Regions from separate parts of the Homo sapiens genome. Here regions 1, 2 and 4 are each linked to region 3. Evidence: chromatin contacts called from ENCODE Hi-C or POLR2A ChIA-PET data. All regions are on one chromosome and are shown on one strand. Each heading gives the region's core, a stretch centred on a gene start or an enhancer-like site at or near the end of the contact. The rest is flanking DNA. Distances are from core to core; before and after follow the strand shown. Region 1 overlaps LINC02387 (long intergenic non-protein coding RNA 2387). Region 2 overlaps LOC124902913 (a long non-coding RNA gene). Region 3 overlaps BICD1 (BICD cargo adaptor 1). Region 4 overlaps AMN1 (antagonist of mitotic exit network 1 homolog).

The links. Hi-C counts contacts between places; a loop is a spot of excess contacts on that map. ChIA-PET counts read pairs that join two places held with the same protein, here RNA polymerase II (POLR2A). Pooled maps may share reads with other maps.
Region 1: a loop to region 3 is called in a pooled map, with 2.3 times the contacts of the local background. The contact joins two enhancer-like sites. A Hi-C loop is called at or near these places in 2 of 50 pooled maps. POLR2A ChIA-PET finds 5 or more read pairs at or near these places in 2 of 52 experiments (activated T-cell and naive thymus-derived CD4-positive, alpha-beta T cell).
Region 2: a map with no recorded cell type shows a loop between it and region 3 (4-fold over the local background). The contact joins two enhancer-like sites. A Hi-C loop is called at or near these places in 1 of 37 single-sample maps with no recorded cell type and 2 of 50 pooled maps. POLR2A ChIA-PET finds 5 or more read pairs at or near these places in 2 of 52 experiments (OCI-LY7 and PC-9).
Region 4: a loop to region 3 is called in a pooled map, with 4 times the contacts of the local background. The contact joins two enhancer-like sites. A Hi-C loop is called at or near these places in 3 of 37 single-sample maps with no recorded cell type and 7 of 50 pooled maps. POLR2A ChIA-PET finds 5 or more read pairs at or near these places in 2 of 52 experiments (activated B cell and activated CD4-positive, alpha-beta T cell).

Annotation. Positions count from the first base shown.
Region 1 is chr12:31,358,682-31,363,602 of GRCh38, forward strand. It overlaps LINC02387 (long intergenic non-protein coding RNA 2387), which reads right to left. Exons shown (of 2, transcript NR_146469.1): 2 at 4,800-4,921. Among named protein-coding and RNA genes, the nearest start is that of LINC02387, 8.2 kb to the right of the region's middle. Within about 2 kb of position 3,535, at least 7 of the 41 ENCODE cell types and tissues checked have a DNase peak (open chromatin) inside an H3K27ac peak, as active enhancers do.
Region 2 is chr12:31,635,018-31,640,551 of GRCh38, forward strand. The region is part of intron 1 of LOC124902913 (a long non-coding RNA gene); the gene reads right to left. Among named protein-coding and RNA genes, the nearest start is that of ETFBKMT, 22 kb to the right of the region's middle. Within about 2 kb of position 1,479, at least 4 of the 41 ENCODE cell types and tissues checked have a DNase peak (open chromatin) inside an H3K27ac peak, as active enhancers do; they include OCI-LY7, where a contact is called at or near this core.
Region 3 is chr12:32,271,650-32,276,593 of GRCh38, forward strand. The region is part of intron 2 of BICD1 (BICD cargo adaptor 1); the gene reads left to right. Among named protein-coding and RNA genes, the nearest start is that of FGD4, 130 kb to the right of the region's middle. RefSeq lists a silencer at 1-13. Within about 2 kb of position 2,267, at least 10 of the 41 ENCODE cell types and tissues checked have a DNase peak (open chromatin) inside an H3K27ac peak, as active enhancers do; they include OCI-LY7, where a contact is called at or near this core.
Region 4 is chr12:31,679,191-31,684,439 of GRCh38, forward strand. The region is part of intron 6 of AMN1 (antagonist of mitotic exit network 1 homolog); the gene reads right to left. Among named protein-coding and RNA genes, the nearest start is that of ETFBKMT, 22 kb to the left of the region's middle. RefSeq lists a silencer at 3,257-3,346. Within about 2 kb of position 3,126, at least 4 of the 41 ENCODE cell types and tissues checked have a DNase peak (open chromatin) inside an H3K27ac peak, as active enhancers do.

The DNA.
Region 1 (4,921 bases), core at 2,285-4,784, 910 kb before region 3:
CACCTCTGGGGTTCAAGCAATTCTCCTGCCTCAGCCTCCTGAGTAGCTGGGATTATAGGCATGTGTCACCATGCATGGCTAATTTTTGTATTTTTAGTAGAGATGGGGTTTGACCATGTTGGTCAGGCTGGTCTCAAACTCCTGACCTCGTGATCGCCCACCTCGGCCTCCCAAAGTGCTGGGATTACAGGCATGAGCCACCACGCCCGGCCTAATTTTTGTATTTTTAATAGAGACAGGCTTTGCCATGTTGGCCAGGCTGTATTATCACCTTTAAATAAAGCTGGGGTTACACTGTACATCCTATATTGTAACCTGAATTTTCACTTCACCACAGTAATGAAGGTCTTCTCCCCTTCTGAGGTCCTAAACTTAGAATTGCTGGTCTCTGACTTCCATTATTCTAGTTTTACTTCTGTCTTCCCACTGTCTCACATCTACTCCCATAAGGGAGACCACACTGACCATCTGCTCCTCTTGGCATTATATTTCTTACTATAAAACTACACATTGGCACCTGGCTTGCACATCTGTCTCTTAGGAGTTTGGTTACTGTTAGCTCTGTGAGCCTGAGTGATCACCTCAACTATCCTAGCAAAATAGGAGAGTTGGGGCCCTCCAAAGCTGAGAATTTGGGCATTATGACCTAAATAAAGCAACACAATACTGTCTGAGCAACTAGTCAAACCCAACCAGCCTCCTTCTCTGACAACTTTATTTTGCTTTCTTTAAGTGCCATACCAATTATTATAAGTGATGACTAGTATTTATCATTTTAAATGGCAAACAACCCTAAATGGCTTGGTGGAGGGCAAGTTCAGACATTGTCCTGGAGACTGGCTGAGAGTAGAAGCCCCTCTGCAGTGTTCTTTGAAGTGCTGATTTTAGTTATATAAAATGCTAAATTGCCTCTCCCACTGTCAGAATAGCCTTTTATTTATTTATTTATTTATTTATTTATTTTTGAGACGGAGACTCGCTCTGTCCCCCAGGCTGGAGTGCAGTGGCACCATCTTGGCTCACAGCAAGCTCCGCTTCCCAAGTTCACACCATTCTCCTGCCTCAGCCTCCCAAGTAGCTGGGACTACAGGCGCCCGTCACCACGCCTGGCTAATTTTTTTTTTTTTTTTTGTATTTTTAGTAGAGACAGGGTTTCACCATGTTAGCCAGGATGGTCTTGATCTCCTGACCTCGTGATCCGCCCGCCTCAGCCTCCCAAAGTGCTGGGATTACAGGCGTGAGCCACTGTGCCCAGCCCAAAATAGCCTTTTATACCTCTTCCTGTTTATGTTATCAAGAAGTTAGTATGTAGACTTCAGAACTCAATTTTGATCTGCTCTTGATTAAACCTTGGTTTACAGAACTACGGTAGTTTTTCACATTGTAGAGAAAAAGTTGAACTATTTTAATAATGGATTTTCTGTGTGTATAGAAACTCCTACAATTGATTTAAATTTTTTTTTTTTTTGAGACAGATTCTTGCTTTGTCGCCCAGGCTGGAGTGATCTCGGCTCACTGCAACCTCCACCTCCTGGATTCAAGCAATTCTCCTGCCTCAGCCTCCCAAGTAGCTGGAATTACAGGCACCCGCCACCACACTAATTTTTGTAGTTTTTAGTAGAGATGGGGTTTCACCATGTTGCCCAAGGCTGGTGTCCAACTCCTGACCTCAAGTGATCTACCCTCCTCGGCCTCCCAAAGTGCTGGGATTACAGGCGTGAGCCACCACGCCCAACCTTGAGTTAAATTTCTAAAAATCTCAACATAATGTGTTTGGCTCCTCTTCTTATTATGCTTAGAGTTAGGCACTAGCACATACTAGACCTAAACTTGACTGATTTGAAAAGACCACTGAAATCCATGATTTGCTGCGGATCCTCTGTGTCTGCTGTGGCCAATATAAAGAAACTTGGATGCACTTAATTTATGAAGACAAGCTTTGTTGATCTGGAAGTTGAATGATAAATGTGAATCCAATGACGCCATACCCCTGCGGATAATGGCAGGCTGGATGTAGCATGTTAGCCGTCATATTCTGTGTGCTCCCTGCGATGTGGGCACTTCCCTTCCATCGTGGTGAGGCCAAAGCAAAGGCACAGAGACCTGAACACAAACATGAAAAACACCTTACCACCTGGGAGTCAGGGGCAGGTTCAGGCACATCCATTCCTCTGGCATTTGAGCAGCTGTTTTCCACAGCATTAACTCAGCACGGCAGGGTAAGTCAGATTAAAAACCAATAAAAGAGTAGTATCCTCATACCACCCTCAACGTCTTCCTGCTTCACCAAAAAACCAATAAAAGACTGAATGTGGCCCTTTATCAGCTAGACCTCAAAATCTTCTTTGCTTTCTATGCGTATTTCCAATAAAAAAGTACAAGGGTTGTTAAAAGTCCTTATTTATTTATTTATTTATTTATTTATTTATTTATTTATTTTTAGAACCAGGGTCTCACTCTGTTGCCCAGGCTGGAGTTCAGTGGTGCAGTCATAGCTCAGTGCAGCCTCCAACTCCTGAGCTCAAGTGATCCTCCCACTTCAGCCTCCAGAGAAGTTGGGACTACAGGTGCATGCTACCACGCCAGGCTAATGCTTTTGGTTTTTTAAGAGTTTTGTTGAGTCAGGGTCTTGCTATGTTGCCCAGGCTGGTCTCAAATTCCTAGCTTCAAGCAGTCCTCCTCCCTCAGCCTCCCAAAGGGTTGGTATTACAGGCATGAACCACTGTGCCTGGCCTTAAAGTCCTTTTGAAACACAAGACAAGAAACATTTGGCCGCGCACAGTGGCTCATGCCTGTAATCCCAGCACTTTGGGAGGCCAAGGCAGGTAGATCATGAGGTCAGGAGTTCAAGACCAGCCTGGCCAAGATGGTGAAACCCCATCTCTACTAAAAATACAAAAAATTAGCTGGGCATGGTGGCACGTGACTGTAATCCCAACTACTCAGAAGGCTGAGGCAGAGAATTGCTTAAAACCCAGGAGGTGGAGGTTGCAGTGAGCCAAGATCTCGCCACTGCACTCCAGCCTGGGCAACAGAGCAAGACTCTGTCTCGAAAAAATTAAAAATAAAAATACAAAAATTAGCTGGGCATAGTGGCACGTGCCTGTCATCCCACCTACTCAGGAGGCTGGGGCAGGCGAATCGCTTGAACCCGGGAGGCGGAGGTTGCGGTGAGCCAAGATCGCGCCATTGCACGCCAGCCTGGGCAACAGAGCGAAACTCAGTCTCAAAAAAAAAAAAAAAGGAAACATTTATTGAACACCTAGTACATTCCATGCACTGTAGTGTGTGTGGTTTTATTTAATTTCATCTCTGCCCAACCCTGGGAAACGGTCTATTAGCAGACGCAGAGGATAAGGCACAGGACGATCAGGTAACACACCCAGGGCCAAATATCATAAATGGCAGAATTCAAATTAAAGCCACCTTCCAAGCCATGTCCCTCCCATCGTCACAATACTGCATGTCTACAGCACAGTTGATGGGCATAACCCTTCTTAGCAACAGCAAGCAGCTGAGCAGAAAGTAATTGCAGGAGGCAGAGCCAAGAGGAAAACTGCTGAGAGTGCTGACGGTAGGTGGAGAGAACAGAAGCACACACCGTAGGGTGCAATCTTAGTGAGCTTTGTTTTCCTTCAATAGAGGTGAGTTCAGACCCAGGCATGTCTCTCCAACATTCATTTCCCCTGCTTCGGCACCATAGACTTGAAGGATTGGACTCAGGAGTTGGGGAGGACACGGGGGAAGTTGCTTTCCTGGTGCTGAGGCCCCCGGCCACCGTGGTAGTGTACAGCAAGTACAGGGTAACAGAAGGGCCAGCAGGAGGACACGGCGCAATGGTGTACCGAGGGACAGGAGAGTGAATCAGAGCCACAGGACAGAGCTCCACCTGTTTCCAGGGAAGTGCATGGGGGGCTCCCGGAAGCCAAAGGCAGCGCCCAGAGGCAGTGTGAAGAGGCCTTCCTCAGACCTCAGGGTTTCGGCAGGGATAGTGGGTGACCTGTGTGCTGGCTCTCCAGAAACTGAAAGCAGCAAGAGACACTTGGGCTCCTTTTTTAGTTTTTCTGGTTTGTTTTGTTTTGTTTTTTTGCAGGCACTCGGTGGTTAGCTGGAAATAAAGGTGGAGGAACTGGGCAGTTCAAAGGCAGAGACGGCTTCCCCCACCCCCACCTCACCTCCCCTTTCATTCAGAAAAGCCACAAAAGCGTGGCCCCAGGGTGTGTGTGAAAGGAGGGAGGAGTGACTCCACCTAGCTCCTCTGGAGTAAAGAGAGGCTGTGGGCCTGGTGTCGTGCGTGCATGCCTGCATGTGCCTGTGTGTGTGCATGCTTGCCTGGTGCTCAAGGGTCAGGGGAAGCTGGCTGAGAAGACTGAGGAGATGGAGGGAGGTGGAGGGAAGTGTAATAGAAGGAGGTGGAGGAAGGTGGCTGCCATAGAGCTTTGGCTCTGGCTGGCCTGAGTCTCTTCCTGAAGTTGCAGCTGCACTTTGGGGCCAGGCGCTGTTGACACTGTGGGTATAAACATGTGGCCAGCAGCAGAATAGAGACTCAGAGTCTTGAGAAAGAAAGTGGTGACTTCCCACTCCTCCTTCCTTCTTTCCTGTACAGAGTCTGCCATCTGGGGGCAGAGATATGGGCAAGCCCTCATTATAATACTAGCAGTGAAGGGCTGGGCATGACAGGTGGAAACACCACTGACTCTAGAACTCAGAGCATGGAATTTGGTATGGTGGCAGGCAGGGGTCCAGAGGTAGTATTTGTTATCTATTGCTGTGTAACGAATTAGCTTAAGGTATAGCAGTTCAAGAGAAGAAATGTTTATTATCTCACAATTTCTTTGGGTCAGAAATACAGGTGTGGTTTAGCTGAATGCTTTCTGGCTGAAGGTGTTTCAGGACGTTACAGTCATGCCACCAGCTGGGG
Region 2 (5,534 bases), core at 229-2,728, 640 kb before region 3:
CCCATGCTGGAGATTTCTTTCTTTCTTTTTTTGAAAAACAAAAAACAAAAAAACAAAGTCTTGCTGTCGCCTAGGCTGGAGTGCAACGGCACAATCTTGGCTCACTTCAACCTCTGCCTCCCAGGTTCAAGCGATTCTCCTGCCTCAGCCTCCCGAGTAGCTGGGATTACAGGCTTCGTGCCACCCCGCCTGGCTGATTTTTGTATTTTTAGTAGAGATGGGGCTTCACCATGTTGGCCAGGCTGGTCTCAAACTCCTAACCTCAGGTGATCCACCCACCTCGGCCTCCCAAAGTGCTGGGATTACAGGCATGAGCCACCATGCCCAGCCTTTTAAATTTATTTTAAAAATAAACGTATTTCTTACAGTTCTGGAGGTTTGAAAGTCCACAGCTGTTGGGCTGCATCTGGTGAGGGCCTTCTTACCGCAGCATAACATGACAGAGAGCATGACAGGGCAAGAGGCCATTTTCTTGTCTGAGAGTTTGATTTAGTCTAGAATCTGACCCCATCTTGACATAAACACCACTGGCTCAGATAAATATTAAGTGCAACAGTTTACCTAATTTAGTTATTTATTTGTATTCTTTTATTTTTATTTTATTTATTGAGAGGGGTTTTGTCATGTTGCCCATGCTGGTCTTGAACTCCTGGACTCAAGCGATCCTCTCACTTTGGCCTCCCAAAGTGCTGCGATCATAGGCTTGAACTACCGCGTCCAGCTAGTTTATCTAATTTAAAGACATCAAAATCTAAAGTCAGATTCTTACTTAGATTTGGTGTTTCAGATTTCAAAGAGATGAGATGTCACCAGATAAAAACTACTAGGTGGTAACCAGGCGTGGTGGCTCACGCCGTAATCCCAGCACTTTGGGAGGCTGAGGCGGGCGGATCACGAGGTCAGGAGTTCAAGACCAGCCTGGCCAACATGGTGAAACCCCGTCTGTACTAAAAATACAAAAAAAATAGCTGGGCATGGTGGCAGGCACCTGTAATCCCAGCTACTCGGGAGGCTGAGGCAGGAGAATCATTTGAACCCAGTAGGTAGAGATTGTAGTCAGACGAGATCTCACCATTGCACCCCAGCCTGGGCGACAGGGTGAGACTCTATCTCAAAAAAAAAAAAAACAAAAAACGACCAGGTGGCTCACGCCTGTAATCCCAGCACTTCGAGAGGCCAAGGTGGACCGATTGCTTGAGCTCAGAAGTTCAAGATCAGCCTGGGCTACATAGTGAAACCCTGTCTCTAAAACAAACAAACAAACAAACAAACAAAAAACAAACAAACAAAGCTTAGCTGGGCGTGATGGCGCATGCCTTTAGCCCCAGCTACTCAAGAGGCTGAGGAGGGAGGATCACTTGAGCCTGGGAGGCAGAGGCTGCAGTGAGCTATGATCGTGCCACTGTACCCCAGCCTGGGTGAGAGAGTCCCTATCTCAAAAAAATAAAACCAAAAAACTACTGGGGCCACGTCAGAACTGAAAGAGTTCTGCAGGCCCTTCAGAGAAAGGAGAAGTGAGAGTCAATTAACCTCAAGATTACATTTAAAAGCATTTTCCTCTTTAGTATAGAGGTGTGTTAAAAAAAAAAAAAGCATTTATACGAGGTATGTGAGGTATGTTAGTGAAACAGCAAAAACCTAATTATATCCTAAATAACTGGCACGCTCTAGGTTACAAATAGCAATTTGTAAAAGACCCATTGAATGAACACATTAAACAGCAGGTTGCTTATTCCTTCTCAAACCGCACTAAAAAATTCCTCTCTCGCATGTGTAGGTCCCAGAGCCAGACAGTTATGAGATGATGGTGCCCCCTGGTGGCCAATGTGGGGAGCCACCCGGCCAGGCGTGCTTCCTGGCTTTGTGCCAGCCATGCCTTTATTCTTTGGTTGGTTGGTTGGTTGGTTGGTTAGTTGGTTGGTTGGTTGGCTGGTTGAGACAGAGTCTTGCTCTGTCGCCCAGGCTGGAGTGCAGTGGCGATTTCGGCTCACTGCAACCTCCGTCTCCGAGGTTCAAGCAATTCTCCTGCCTCAGCCTCCGGAGTAGGTAGGACTACAGGCGCCCACCATCAAGCCCGGCTAATTTTTGTATTTTTGGTAGAGACGAGGTTTCACCATATTGGCCAGGCTGGTCTTGAACTCCAGACTTCAAGTGATCCACCCGCCTCTGCCTCCCAAAGTGCTGGGATTACAGGCATGGGCCACCGTGCCCGGCCAGACCATGCCTTTACTTTTGCACATATGCACAGTATTTCTGAAAATCAAGTGAAAAAGTTGGATTTATATACTCTATGTGAGTTTACATGTTATGGGGATTTCCATTTCCAGAGAATTAAAATGGATAATCAAATGTTTAATTTCATTTCACAATTTTCAAATATTTCTTTCCTTCCCTCCCTCCTTCCTCTCTTTCTTTTTTCTTTCTCTTTCTTTCTTTCTTTCTTCTCTTCCTTTTTTTTTTTTCTTAGACAGAGTCTCACTCTGTCGCCCCAGCTGGAGCTCAGTGGTGCAATCTCGGCTCACTGCAACCTCTGCCTCTCAGGTTCAAGTGATTCTCCTGCCTCAGCCTCCTGAATAGCTGGGACTACAGGCCTGTGCCACCATGCCCAGCTAATTTTTGTATTTTTAGTAGAGACAGGGTTTCACTATGTTGGCCAGGCTGGTCTTGAACTTCTGACCTCAGGTGATCCACCCATCTCAGCCTCCCAGAGTGCTAGGATTACAGGCGTGAGCCACTGTGCCGGGGCAGCAGGCCTTTCTTGACTGCAGATTTTCTAATACATGAAAACAGCCACCAATTGCAAAAATATATTAATTTTCGACAGGTACAAAAGGCACTTTGTGAATATCAGTATGCAGTTGGGTACACTTATCCGGAATTAAACCTGTCTCTCCTGGAGCTACATGCCACAGGCATCTCACACAGGGGCCGCTGTTCTGGAACACTCCTGTGAGCCAATAAAGGATCAACAGCTTCTCTTCAGGCCAGGCGCAGTGGCTCACACCTGTAATCCCAGCACTTTGGGAGGCCGAAGGGGGCGGATCACCTGAGGTTAGGAATTAGAGACCAACCTGGCCAACATGGTGAAACCCTGTCTCTACTAAAAATACAAAAATTAGCCAGGTGTGGTGGCGGGCGCCTGTAATCCCAGCTACTCAGGAAGCTGAGGCAGGAGAATCACTTGAACCTGGGAGGCGGAGGTTGCAGTGAGCTGAGATCGCACCACTGCACTCCAGCCTAGGAAACAGGAGTGAGACTCCATCTTAAAAAAAAAAAAAAAAAAAAAAAGCTTCTTTTCAAGAAAAAGCCATCCAGTGAATGGGTACCACTCACAAAATGAAGTTACTGTTTTTTTTTTTGTTTTTCGTTTTTTGAGACGGAGTCTCTCTCTGTCGCCGAGGCTGGAGTGCAGCGGCGCAATCTTAGCTCACTGCAAGCTCCGCCTCCCGGGTTCACGCCATTCTCCTGCCTCAGTCTCCCGAGTAGCTGGGACTACAGGCGCCTGCCACCACACCCGGCTAATTTTTTTTTTTTTTTTTTTTGTATTTTTAGTAGAGACGGGGTTTCACCATGTTAGCCAGGATGGTCTCGATCTGCTGACCTCGTGATCTGCCCGTCTCGGCCTCCCAAAGTGCTGGGATTACAGGCGTGAGCCACCACGCCCGGCCTTAATATTAAGCTTGTTTTGCTATAGAGTTGAAACTAATTTGTTTGCAGATTGGGCACAAACTCTCTCCCCCTGCAAAACCAAATTGTTCGGTAAGCCATGAGTTACCTCTTTCATCGACCTCAGGCTTATTTTGGCATATTCAATAGGCTGATTTAAGCCTTTGGAGCCACTTCTATAAGTAGTCTGTAAGAAATAACACACCTTAGCTGGGCGCGGTGGCTCATGCCTGTAATCCCAGCACTTTGAGAGGCTGAGGCAGGCGGATCATGAGGCCAGGCGTTTGAGACCAGCCTTACCAACATGAGGAAACCCCGTCTCTACTAAAAATACAAAAATTAGCCGGGCGTGATGGCACGTGCCTGTAATCCCAGCTACTCGGAATGCTGAGGCAGGAGAATCCCTTGAACCCGGGAGGTGGAATTTGAAGTGAGCCGAGATTACGCGCCACTGCACCCCAGTCTGGGGGACAGAGACAGACTCCGTCTCCAAAAAAAAAAAACCACACACACAAAAAAGAAATGAGTATCTTCCTTCTCCAATGCACCAAAGGGATACCAGTCACTATTCCTTTTCTTTCTACACTGAAGCTAAGAAATGCCTTTTTCAGTTAATCCACAAACAAATGATTAACATCCCTACTTTTTTTTTTTTTTTGAGATGGAGTTTCGCTCTTGTTGCCCAGGCTGGAGTACAGTGGCGTGATCTCGGCTCACTGCAACCTCTGCCTCCCCGGTTCAAGTGATTCTCCTGCCTCAGCCTCCTGAGTAGCTGGGATTACAGGCATGTGCCACCACGCCTGGGTAATTTTGTATTTTTAGTAGAGACGGGGTTTCTCCATGTTGGTCCGGCTTGTCTCAAACTCCCGACCTCAGGTGATCCACCTGCCTTGGCCTCCCAATAACATCCCTACTTTAGGCTACACCATATATAATGAGTTTAGTTGGTTAATGGCTACCCAAATTCAAGTAGTAAGCAAAGTACCTTTATGCCTTGAGAGGCATGAAAACAGCAGCCTCCAGGCTGAAATATATAACATGGATGGCTGCCACCCAACCAACGCAATCAAACCCTCCCCTTAACTGATCAGATGTGGATAGGACAGCAAAATACATCTCTAAGATTGGGTGCCCATTCCTCTCCTTGGGGATGGTTATGAGCATGTGAGTCTCACAGTTGACCATATCCACCTTACAGTTGGACTGGACAATACACTTGAGACTGTCCTTATCTCCCAGGTGTCCTTACACATCTAGATTCCCTCCCCACCAATTGGGAAACAGTGACAGCCCGTCATAGACAGAAAAAGTGGGCTTCTTGGTGATTTTATTCTATGGCTGTCTTCTCTCCTCAAGCAGTGGCTATAGATGTTGAATTACAAGTAGAAGCCCTGGCAAAACACACAGCTGCAGCTTTTATTTATTTATTTTTGAGAGGGAGTCTCGCTCTGTCACCCAGGTTGAAAAGCAGTGGTGCCATCTCGGCTCACTGCAAACTCCACCTCCCAGGTTAGCCTTAGCCTCCTGAGTCGCTGGAACAACAAGCGTGCGCCACCACACCTAGCCAATTTTTGTTTTTTTAGTAGAGACAGGTTTTCACCACGTTGGCCAGGCTGGTCTCTAACTCCTGAACTCAAGTGATCCACCTGCCTCAACCTCCCAAAGTGCTGGGATTATAGGTGTGAGCCACCAGGCTCAGCCCACTGTAGCTTTCAATAATACTCATCAGGGCCAGCAGCGGTGGCTCACGCCTGTAATCCCAGCACTTTGGGAGGCCGAGGTGGGCGGATCACGAGGTCAGGAGATCAAGACCATCCTGGCTAACATGGTGAAACCCCGTCTCTACTAAAAATACAAAAAATTAGCCA
Region 3 (4,944 bases), core at 1,017-3,516:
TACCGTGCCTGTATAAACAATCCTCAAACCTCGCTGCTTCAGAGCACTAACCCCATCTTTTTGGAGTCCTCCTGGGTGACCCTCCTCAAACTTTGTGCTCAGTATTTTAATCCTATTGCCTGGATCTCGATTTAAAGTTGATAATTTTCAGAGAATTCTTCATTTTCTCTTTGCATATTTTATTGTTTCCTTTCCATCTGTTTTTCTTTTACTTACTGCCTGAAGCCAAGAGACAATGTCAAGGTGTCTTAGTGAAAGGAGCTCATACTTAAGGGTTCCTGGGTCAAAACCTACATCTCTCATTTCTTAGCTCTATGATCTACCTGTTTCCTTAATCTCTCTGGGCCTCAGTTTACCCATTATTGTAGTAAAACATGTACTACAAGTTACTTTTTATTTAACTACTTATGCCATATTTAATTCCCAACCACTAATATTACATATTAGTTATATATTGTTAAATCATAATGTTCTTTCACTATTTCTTTTATGACTGAGAAATTTCTTTTCAATGTATAAATCATATACATGTTGCTCCTGGACAAAACTGAGGGTCAGGCTGCTACTTCTCCTGGCCCAATAATGAGATGCAGACAAACTGGGGAAGAGAGGTTTTATTTTTGCATTTGGTTACAGGGAGAAGGCCTAGAAATTGTCACCACACCAACTCAAAATTACAAAGTTTTCCAGAGCTTATAAACCTTCCAAGCTGTATGTCTACATATAAGTGTGCATTCATCTAAAGACATAAGTGATTAACTTCTTTTAATCTATAACTAAGATCTGAGTCCTGAAGACCTTTCTCTGGAGCCTCAGTAAATTTACTTAATCTAAATGGGTCCAGGTGCTAGGGTGATTACCCTTATCTTGTCTCCTGCTAAATCACAGAGGTTTGGGGAGTTCCTTCAGACCTCCAATAAACTTGTGTGTGGAGGCCTGGGGAATTTCTTCAGACTGACAATAAAACTTGTTTATTCCAGTCTGGCCAACATGGTGAAACCCTGTCTCTACTAAAAATACCAAAAAGTTAGCTGGGCGTGGTGACGTGCACCTGTAATCTCAGCTACTAGTGAGACCTGGCCTGCCACAATGTGGTTAAGGAAACATATTAAAACATTTTTAAAAATCAAGATTTTCCATTTCAATGGCCTTGTAATTGATTGAAAAGTTTATTTTGAGTCACATGGTGTTCTAGACTCTTGTGGAGGGTTTAGATTGGAAAATAAGTAATGACAGTGAAGCAGTTGTTATGTTCGTATAAAAGAAAGAAAAGAAAAACCCACAGGACTTTATTTGGTTTTAAAAGTCTATCTGCAAAGATATAGTTTATAGGAAAATTCAATTCCAAATGTTTCTCATTGCTCTGGAGTGTGTGAAGAAGAGGCCTAAGAATATTCTTAGGAAGGCAAAAACTTTCAGATGCAGTTCATATGCTTGACACCTCTGTTTCACTTTTGGCTGACTTGTGTAGTCTGATTTTTGGTCACTGACAGGCTCAGCATCATGAGTGTGCAAGACGTAAGGGAGGCAGGACCTTGTCTTTTCAATGGTGTCTTCCTGGGTGGCTGCCAGAATTCATCATTATTGCACTCTACTCTCATAGCCTCGATTTCTGTTTTTGTTTGCTTTTACTGAAATTGGAGTAGTGACACAGAGTCAGATCATTGAAAAGACTCACAAGATTCCAAAGGGTATACTGGTAGAGTATAAACTGGAGGATAAGGTACAGCGGGAGAAAGCAAGTACCAGCAGACACAGAGGGGGCTGAGACTCCTGCAAGCAGCGCCTTTCCTCAGGCTCACTGGATGTGCTCTGTGTTTGGGTGTGAACCACCAAGATGCATGCATGATATCTGTTTTCAGGGAAGCCAAGATACAAGTGTACAGAAAAGCCATTATACCCCCGTCACATTGCTGAAACTGGATGATTAAACCACGTACCAAGCGGTGTCTAAATTTCAGTAATAATGATCAGCTAGTAGAGGGTGCCTCAAGGCAGTTTCAGACTTTAAATAACATAGTAGAAATCACTAGCTAGTCCATTTCATCCTTATCATTGTTGCAGAACTTTCTCCTTAGTTCAGCTAAAACCGGGTTCTTGTCACACAACCGGAAAAGATTAGGCTCAGGGACACATAGAAGGGTGAGGGGCAGAATTTATTGGGTGAAAAGGAAAAAGGAAAAAGAACTCTCAGCAAAGCGAGAGGGAGTCTTGCCAACAGGCCCTCCACCTCACAGACTGAACACCAGGCCACCACACAGGAACTGAAGAGGCCAGGCTCCTCCCCGCTGAACAAGCGTAAACTTCTCTTGGCTCCACCCTCTTCCCCCAGTGTGCAGGTGGGCATTATTCAGAGAGAATCAGCTGAGAAAGGGCAGGCTTTATCCGGGACCAGCAGTCCAGTTCTTCAGCCTTCAGGCTCTTTTAGGCTTGAAGGCAGGGTTTCGTGGGGGACCTTGGTAAGAAGAGTTCTTTTCGACACTTTAATGTAGATTGTAAGAGGTAGAAAAAAATTGATCACATTTAACATATAGTTACTTAAAAACACATCTTTGAGTTTTCTAGACTTCTAATATGATTGTAGAAAATCAGCGTGGCAGCCAACTTAAGACAGATCAATACCTCGAAGTCTGTAACTTTAATAAGAACATCAGAACTGAAATTCTATATTAGTTACCCTATTGTACTCACAGTCATGGAATACAGAACAGGAAAGATTCTGGAAACACATTTTGATAGTCAGGGTCACAGATATTGCTCTGTTTCAGTAACCAGGTTTTCTACTTATGAAAGTTATTTAAAAGGCAATGAATATTCAAAATGTGAGCAGCTATTGCTACCATTAGCTCCAGAATCAGTTCTGAAGAATTTGTAGGAAGTCATCTTGAAAATAATAAAGCAATATATTTTTCAGAAATAGTATCCACTAAATCATAATCTGAGGCCACTTTACTGAGGCGTTTATATTTATATTTATATTAATTTGTTATTTTACACAGAAAGGGAAACTATGACCTAAAGACAGAGATAACAATAATCTGATTAGCATTAGCCACCCCATTCCAACAACAAATCACGTTAATAAGGCATTTTTAGAAGTAGCAAAGCATAGTGGTTAAGAACATATGTTCTAGAACTAGACAGTCTGAGTTTGACTCCTGATACCACTTATTTTATTCTAAAACTTTTGGCAAATTATTACATAACCTCCCTTGCCTCAGTTGGCCAAGCTGTAAAATGGGACTAATAATGGTGTCCAACTCACAGGATTGCTATGTAGGCTAAAAGGTTAAAAGAGTTTTATATTTCTAAAACAATGTGCTTGTAATAGTCTTGGCACATTGTAAACATTGTGTAAGTGCTTATTAAAAATAAATTCATGCTTGTAATTGAAGATCGCCATATGAGATACACATTCTAGTGATCTATATGTTTATCATTAGATATATGATATATACACACACTCATATTTCAGTCCCCTGAGGGATTAACTTTTAATCCCTTGATTTGCAAATCAAGTTGTAAATTACACGTATAAATAAAATACCTTTGTAGTGATTCGTTCATTATAAAATTATGCTAACTATGTTGGTTTTCATGTAGGCATAAGCTGGCTCTATAAATAAAGTTTGAAAATAAGTAAGGTATAAAGGAACCCTGGCGGGATAGATAAGATACTAGGAACAGTGGTTTGGGAGTGAGGATGGGAAGTAGACTGATGTGGAACAAGATGGGAGTGAGACTTTTTTTAGTCACCGTCTATATTTTTATAATTTCTGGGTCTGGAATCAGTATCTCCTCATCCTAACTTGTTCATATGATGAGTTAGAGTCATATCTGCCTGCTGTTAGTTTTTTCAAAGAATCTTCAAATGGGGCAACCCCCTTTGGGTCCCCTCCCTTTGTATGGGAGCTCTGTTTTCACTCTATTAAATCTTGCTACTGCACTCTTCTGGTCCATGTTTGTTACGGCTGGAGCTGAGCTTTCGCTTGCCGTCCACCACTGCTGTTTGCCACTGTCGCAGACCCGCCGCTGATTCCCATCGCCGCTGACTCCCATCCCTCCAGATCCGGCAGGGTGTCCGCTGTGCTCCTGATCCAGCGAGACTCCCATTGCCACTCCCGATTGTGCTAAAAGCTTGCCATTGTTCCTGCACGGCTAAGTGCCTGGGTTCGTCCTAATCGAGCTGAACACTAGTCACTGGGTTCCACGGTTCTCTTCCATGACCCACAGCTTCTAATAGCTCATCGCATGGCCCAAGATTCCATTCCTTGGAATCCGTGAGGCCAAGAACCCCAGGTCAGAGAACACGAGGCTTGCCACCATCTTGGAAGCCGCCCACCACCATCTTGGAAGCGGCTTGCCACCATTTTGGGAGCTCTGTGAGCAAGGATCCCCGGTAACATTTTGGCGACCATGAAGGGACCTCCGAAGCGTTTGTCTCTTCCAGAATTGAAACTGTAAAACTACAAATGGTTCTTCAAATGGAGCCCCAGATGCAGTCCATGACTAAGATCCACCGCAGACCCCTGGACCGGCCTGCTAGCCCATGCTCCAATGTTAATGACATGGAAGGCACCCTTCCGGAGGAAATCTCAACTACACAACACCTACTATGCCCCAATTCAGCAGGAAGCTGTTAGAGCAGTCATTGGCCAACCTCCCCAACAGCACTTGGGTTTTCCTGTTGAGAGAGGGGACTGAGAGACAGGACTAGCTGGATTTCCTAGGCCGACTAAGAATCCCTAAGCCTAGCTGGGAAGGTGACCGCATCCACCTTTAAACACGGGGCTTGCAACTTAGCTCACACCCAACCAGAGAGTTCACTAAAATGCTAATTAGGCAAAAATAGGAGGTACAGAAATAGCCAATCATCTATTGCCTGAGAGCACAGCGGGAGGGACAAGGATCAGGATATAAACCCAGGCATTCGAGCTGGCAACG
Region 4 (5,249 bases), core at 1,876-4,375, 590 kb before region 3:
TTTGTGGTAAATCCTGACATCTACATTATCCAGAATCTAAGTAAAGAACTTGCTGGCTGGGTGTGGTGGCTCACACCTGTAATCCCAGCACTTTGGGAGGCCGAGGCAGGTGGCTCACCTGAGGTCAGGAGTTCAAGACCAGCCTGGTCAACATGGTGAAACCCTATCTCTACTAAAAAAATACAAAAAAATTAGCCAGGCATGGTGGCACACACCTTTAATCCCAGCTATTCAGGAGGCTGAGGCAGGAGAATCGCTTGAACCTGGGAGGCGGAGGTTGCAGTAAACTGAGATGGTGCCACTGCACTCCAGCCTGGGCAACAGAGTGAGACTCCATTTCAAAAAAAAGAACTTGCCTTTAAATCAGGTTAAAACAAATCCTCAGATAAGATTAAAATTCAAGTCGACTAAATTGAAAGCGGCAGATTTCCTGTTGGATTCTCCTGCCTCTCAGGGTAAAACATAAGGACTCTCTAACTGCTTTATTGCCCTTCTAAAATCCTCCATGTCTTTGAATACTGTCAAACATGCTTAGATAACTATGAGAAACGGCAATGCATGTCTGCTGTAGGAGATTAGCAAAGGTATGTGAGGTGAACTTACTGATAATCATTGAAGACCTAATTGAATTAAAATGCTTTAGTAAGTTTTAGGACAGGCTTGGTGGCTCACACCTGTAATCTCAGTACTTTGGGAGGCTGAGGTGGGCAGATCACCTGAGGTCAGGAGTTCGAGACTAGGCTGGCCAAAATGGTGAAACCCTGTCTCTACTAAAAATACAAAAAATTAGCCGGGTGTGGTGGCACCCGCTTGTGATCCCAACTCAGGAGGCTGAGACAGGAGAATCGCTTGCACCCGGGAGGTGGAGGTTGCAGTGAACCAAGATCGCACCACTACACTCCAGGCGGCAACAAAGAGTGAAACTCCATCTCAAAAAAAAAAAAAAGATTTAGTAAGTTTAAAAATTATTTTCATGCTGTTGTAACATCTATAAAACTATAATTTTCTTTTCTTTTCTTTTCTTTTGAGATGGAGTTTTGCTCTTTGTTGCCCAGGCTGGAGTGTAGTGGTGTGATCTTGGCTCACTGCAACCTCCGCCTCCCGGGTTCAAGCAATTCTCCTGTCTCAGCCTCCCAAATACCTGGGATTATAGGCACCCGTCACCACGCCCGACTCATTTCTGTATTTTTAGTAGAGACGGGGTTTCACCATGTTGGCCAAGCTGGTCTCAAACTCCTGACCTCAGGTGATCCGCCTGCCTCGGCCCCCCCACAGGGCTGGGATTACAGGCGTGAGCCACCATACACAGCCAAAACCATAATTTTCATATTTCTAATAGCAGCTTAGTTTTTATCTCTTCTGCAGAAACCAACTCAGAGTACTTCTAACAGTTTCAAGTCCTAATTCATAATGTGAAGTTATGTTTTATTCTAACTAAGGTTAAGAAATTTTATAAATACTTAGAAACATAGTCGAGAAAATAGGTTAATTCAGGAGATCTGATGGGAAATTACAGTGAGCAGTGCTAATCTGGGAGTCAGGTTGCTTTGAGGGTAACAATATTATAATTGCACATGCATATGCAAGTATAGTAAATACTTTCTATATAATATAAATTTTATGGTCTTAAATACTCATATGTGAGCAACCATATGAATATATAAGAGGAATCATGTTATATAAGGTGTCACGAAAGAAGAAAGGCCTTCCATGTATCAAACAAAAAACCCCCACAAACACAACCAGCATTTATCTTCCTTGGAAAAAGAAGAAATTAAAAATCAAATATAAGGTGAACATGTTAGCCCACTTTACTTCCATTCAATGATGTTAGCAAAAATATATCATTATAGAAGATTTAGGGGTACTGATGGTTAAGTGGGAAGAGTAGAAGTGATCTGGGTAGTTAAAATTTCTTCAGCTTTTTTCTCTTTAGTTTATTAATAAAAGCCATTTTATATGAACTATTTAAAAAATTTATTTTTTTTGATGTGATGACTCAAGGTAGAATATATTGTATGAACTCTTGCATTATTATTTTTATTTATTTTTTTTGAGACGAAGTTTCGCTCTTGTTGCTCAGGCTGGAGTATAGTGGCATGACCTTGGCTCACTGCAACCTCTGCCTCCTGCGTTCAAGCAATTCTCCTGCCTTAGCCTCCTGAGTAGCTGGAATTACAGGCATACATCATCATGCCTGGCTAATTTTTGTATTTTTAGTAGAGACAGGGTTTCACCATGTTGGTCAGGCTGGTCTCATAGTCCTGACCTCAGGTGATCCACCTGCCTCGGCCTCCCAAAGTTCTGGGATTACAGGCGTGAGCCACCATGCCCGGCCTCTTGCATTATTATTAATATTAGATCTCTCAATGTTATGATAATTGGCCATTATGCACAAGGCAAAGTCGAGATCCATAAGAGTTAAGTGATTTATTCGATGTTCTGGAGAGATGGCGTGGATGGGATCAGCGTTCGTTTTACTGTATCTTAAGATTTTAGTTTTAGTCTTAGCACTATTATTATTTTATTAGACAGCAAGTCTCAGTTAATGTTGTGCAGGCTGATTTCAAACCCCTGGGGCCTCAAGCGATCCTCCCACCTCAGCCTCCCGAGTAGCTGGGACTATAGGTGTGCACCACCATGCCCAGCTAATTAAAACAATTTTTTATAGAAGCAGGGTTTCTCTATGTTGCCCAGGCTGGTGTCAAACTCCTGCATTCAAGCGATCCACCCACCTTGGCCTCCCAAAGTGCTGGGATTACAGGCATGAGCCACCGCACCCTGACACAAATAACATTTCAATATCTCACTTTCCTATTCTGTGAAATCAGGGATCAGAAAAATAACATTTTAAAATGTGATGGAGTTGGCTAGGGTAATCAAAAAAGTGTTCTGTGCTAGAAATTTGGAAATGCTTGGACAAACGAAGTTAAACAGTTTCTTAGCTATAGTATTTCTCAGAGCCTTTGACAAATTAACATTCATAATAGTGGCATGTTGCCCTTCACAAACTTTTTGGACATATAAACACTTTTTGTTTTATGTTATGGCACACCATGTAACTGCAGTGAATCTGAAGGATTTCAGGGCAGAACAAAGAAAAAGATGTGACCACAAGGTGGCAGTGGGACACAACAAGCTCTCTTTGGACAGCGCTTTGACAGGTTTGTATGCCGGGAAGTCCCTCACAGCATGAGACCTTCCAAAGGCAGCGACAGTGTAGGGCGGCCACTACTCAGAAGGGGGAGGGTAAGAGAATTCCTGGAGGACTAGAGAGAGGGTGTATGTGTCATGACGTTGTTTAGCAGCAAGATCGGCGGGGCGGGTGGGGGGGTGTCTCTGGGTTACAGAGCTCCAAAGGGCAGCAGTGATTTGGGGTCTTTTATAGCCTGGGGTTTTTATCTATGGATAGTAGACGTTGAGTGTAGTTTGCAGGGTATGTAAAGCAGGTGGGCTCTAGATAGATGGCTAATAATTTGGTTATTTAGGCTATACTTAAACAATTGGATGTGTAAACATTTGATTTGGTGATGATGGGCTTTTGAGCTAACAGTCCTGGTTGCTGTGAAGAAGTAAACAACACAGGGCCCCAAAGGTCATTTTTAGATCATGTAACGGTAACACCTAGTCCAGCATTTACCAACTGTGATCTTCCAGATCAAAAATATTTTTATTCCAAATATTTTGAACTCCTGCCATTTCAATGTCTACTTCCACTACTTCTGGCAGCCACACAAAAATATAAGAAGTGATTTGAAAGGGGTATGCTATTCTTTTTTTTTTTTTTTTTGAGACAGTGTCTCACCTTGTCACTCAGGCTGGAGTGCAGTGGCACAATCTTGGCTAATTGCAACCTCTGCCCCCCAGGCTCAAGTGATCCTCATGCGTCAGCCATCAGAGTAGCTGGGATTACAGGCGTGCGCCACCATGCCCAGCTAATTTTTGTATTTTTAGTAGAGAGGGGGTTTCACCATATTGGCCAGGCTGGTCTCAAACTCCTAATCTCAAGTGATCTGCCTGCCTTGGCCTCCCAAAGTGCAGGACTACAGGCGTGAGCTACCACACCTGGCCAGAAAATGATATGCTATTCTTGCTGCAAATGTTGAAGTTGACTGATAATTTTTCTTTACCATAAAGCAGTGGTTCCCAAAGTGTAGTCTGCATATTCTGTAGTCTGAGACCCTTTCAGGGTTGTGAACTGAACTAGTTACTTTTCTCATGGAACACCATTTTTACTTTTTAAAAGAATGATTGATATGGTTTGACTGTGTCGCCACCCAAATCTCATCTTGAATTGTAGCTCCCACAATTCCCATGTGTCGTGAGAGGGACCCGGTGGGAGGTAATTGAATCATGGGGGCAAGTCTTTCCTGTGCTGTTCTTATGATAGTAAATAAGTCTCATGAGATCTGATGGTTTTAAAAGGGGAAACCCCTTCTCTTGGCTCTCATTCTCTCTTGCCTGCCACCCTGTAAGACGTGCCTTTCGCCTTCAGCCATGATTGTGAGGCTTCCCCAGCCACGTGGAACTGTGAGTCCATTAAACCTCTTTTTCTTTATAAGTTACCCAGTCTTGGGTATGTCTGTATCAGCAGTGTGAAAACGGACTAATACAATGACTACAGTGTAAGGTTATTCTTATTTGAGTACTTGGCAGACTATTTCATGAAAATAGAAGAAATGAGGCTGTCATTTCAAAGAAAACAAATGACAGAATTTGTTGTCAGTGATAAAGCTTTAGCTTTCAAGTGAATTTTGGAAGCCTCGTAGCTGCCACTGTGATCTTGAAAGCTATCCAGGACCTTTCTAATGACATCAGTTATTATGTTAACAACTGATTTTTGTTTTGGATAATAAAATGTGTCAATATTTAAAAGATCTATATAACTCAGAGAACCAATATTTTCCGAACTGCCAATGCATGATGTTACAAAATCATGCATTGGTAAAGATCAACTCAAAATTCAAGACAGACTAGTGCATCATAACACAAATGTATGAAAAGTGCATCATAACAAAATGTACGCAAAGTTCATTGATATGTTTTCAAGTTCCACATTGCAACAACCCATAAGAAATTACCACTTGCTGAGTTTTGGGGTATCAAAGAAGAGTATCCACAATGATCTGAAAAGTGATGATCTGAATGAAAATATATCTCTTTTCTAGGTAATAGATTTACGATTTTTAAAAAATGAATGTCTATTAAAATTTATCTGTTTTAATAGAAATTTTAATTTAACAAATATA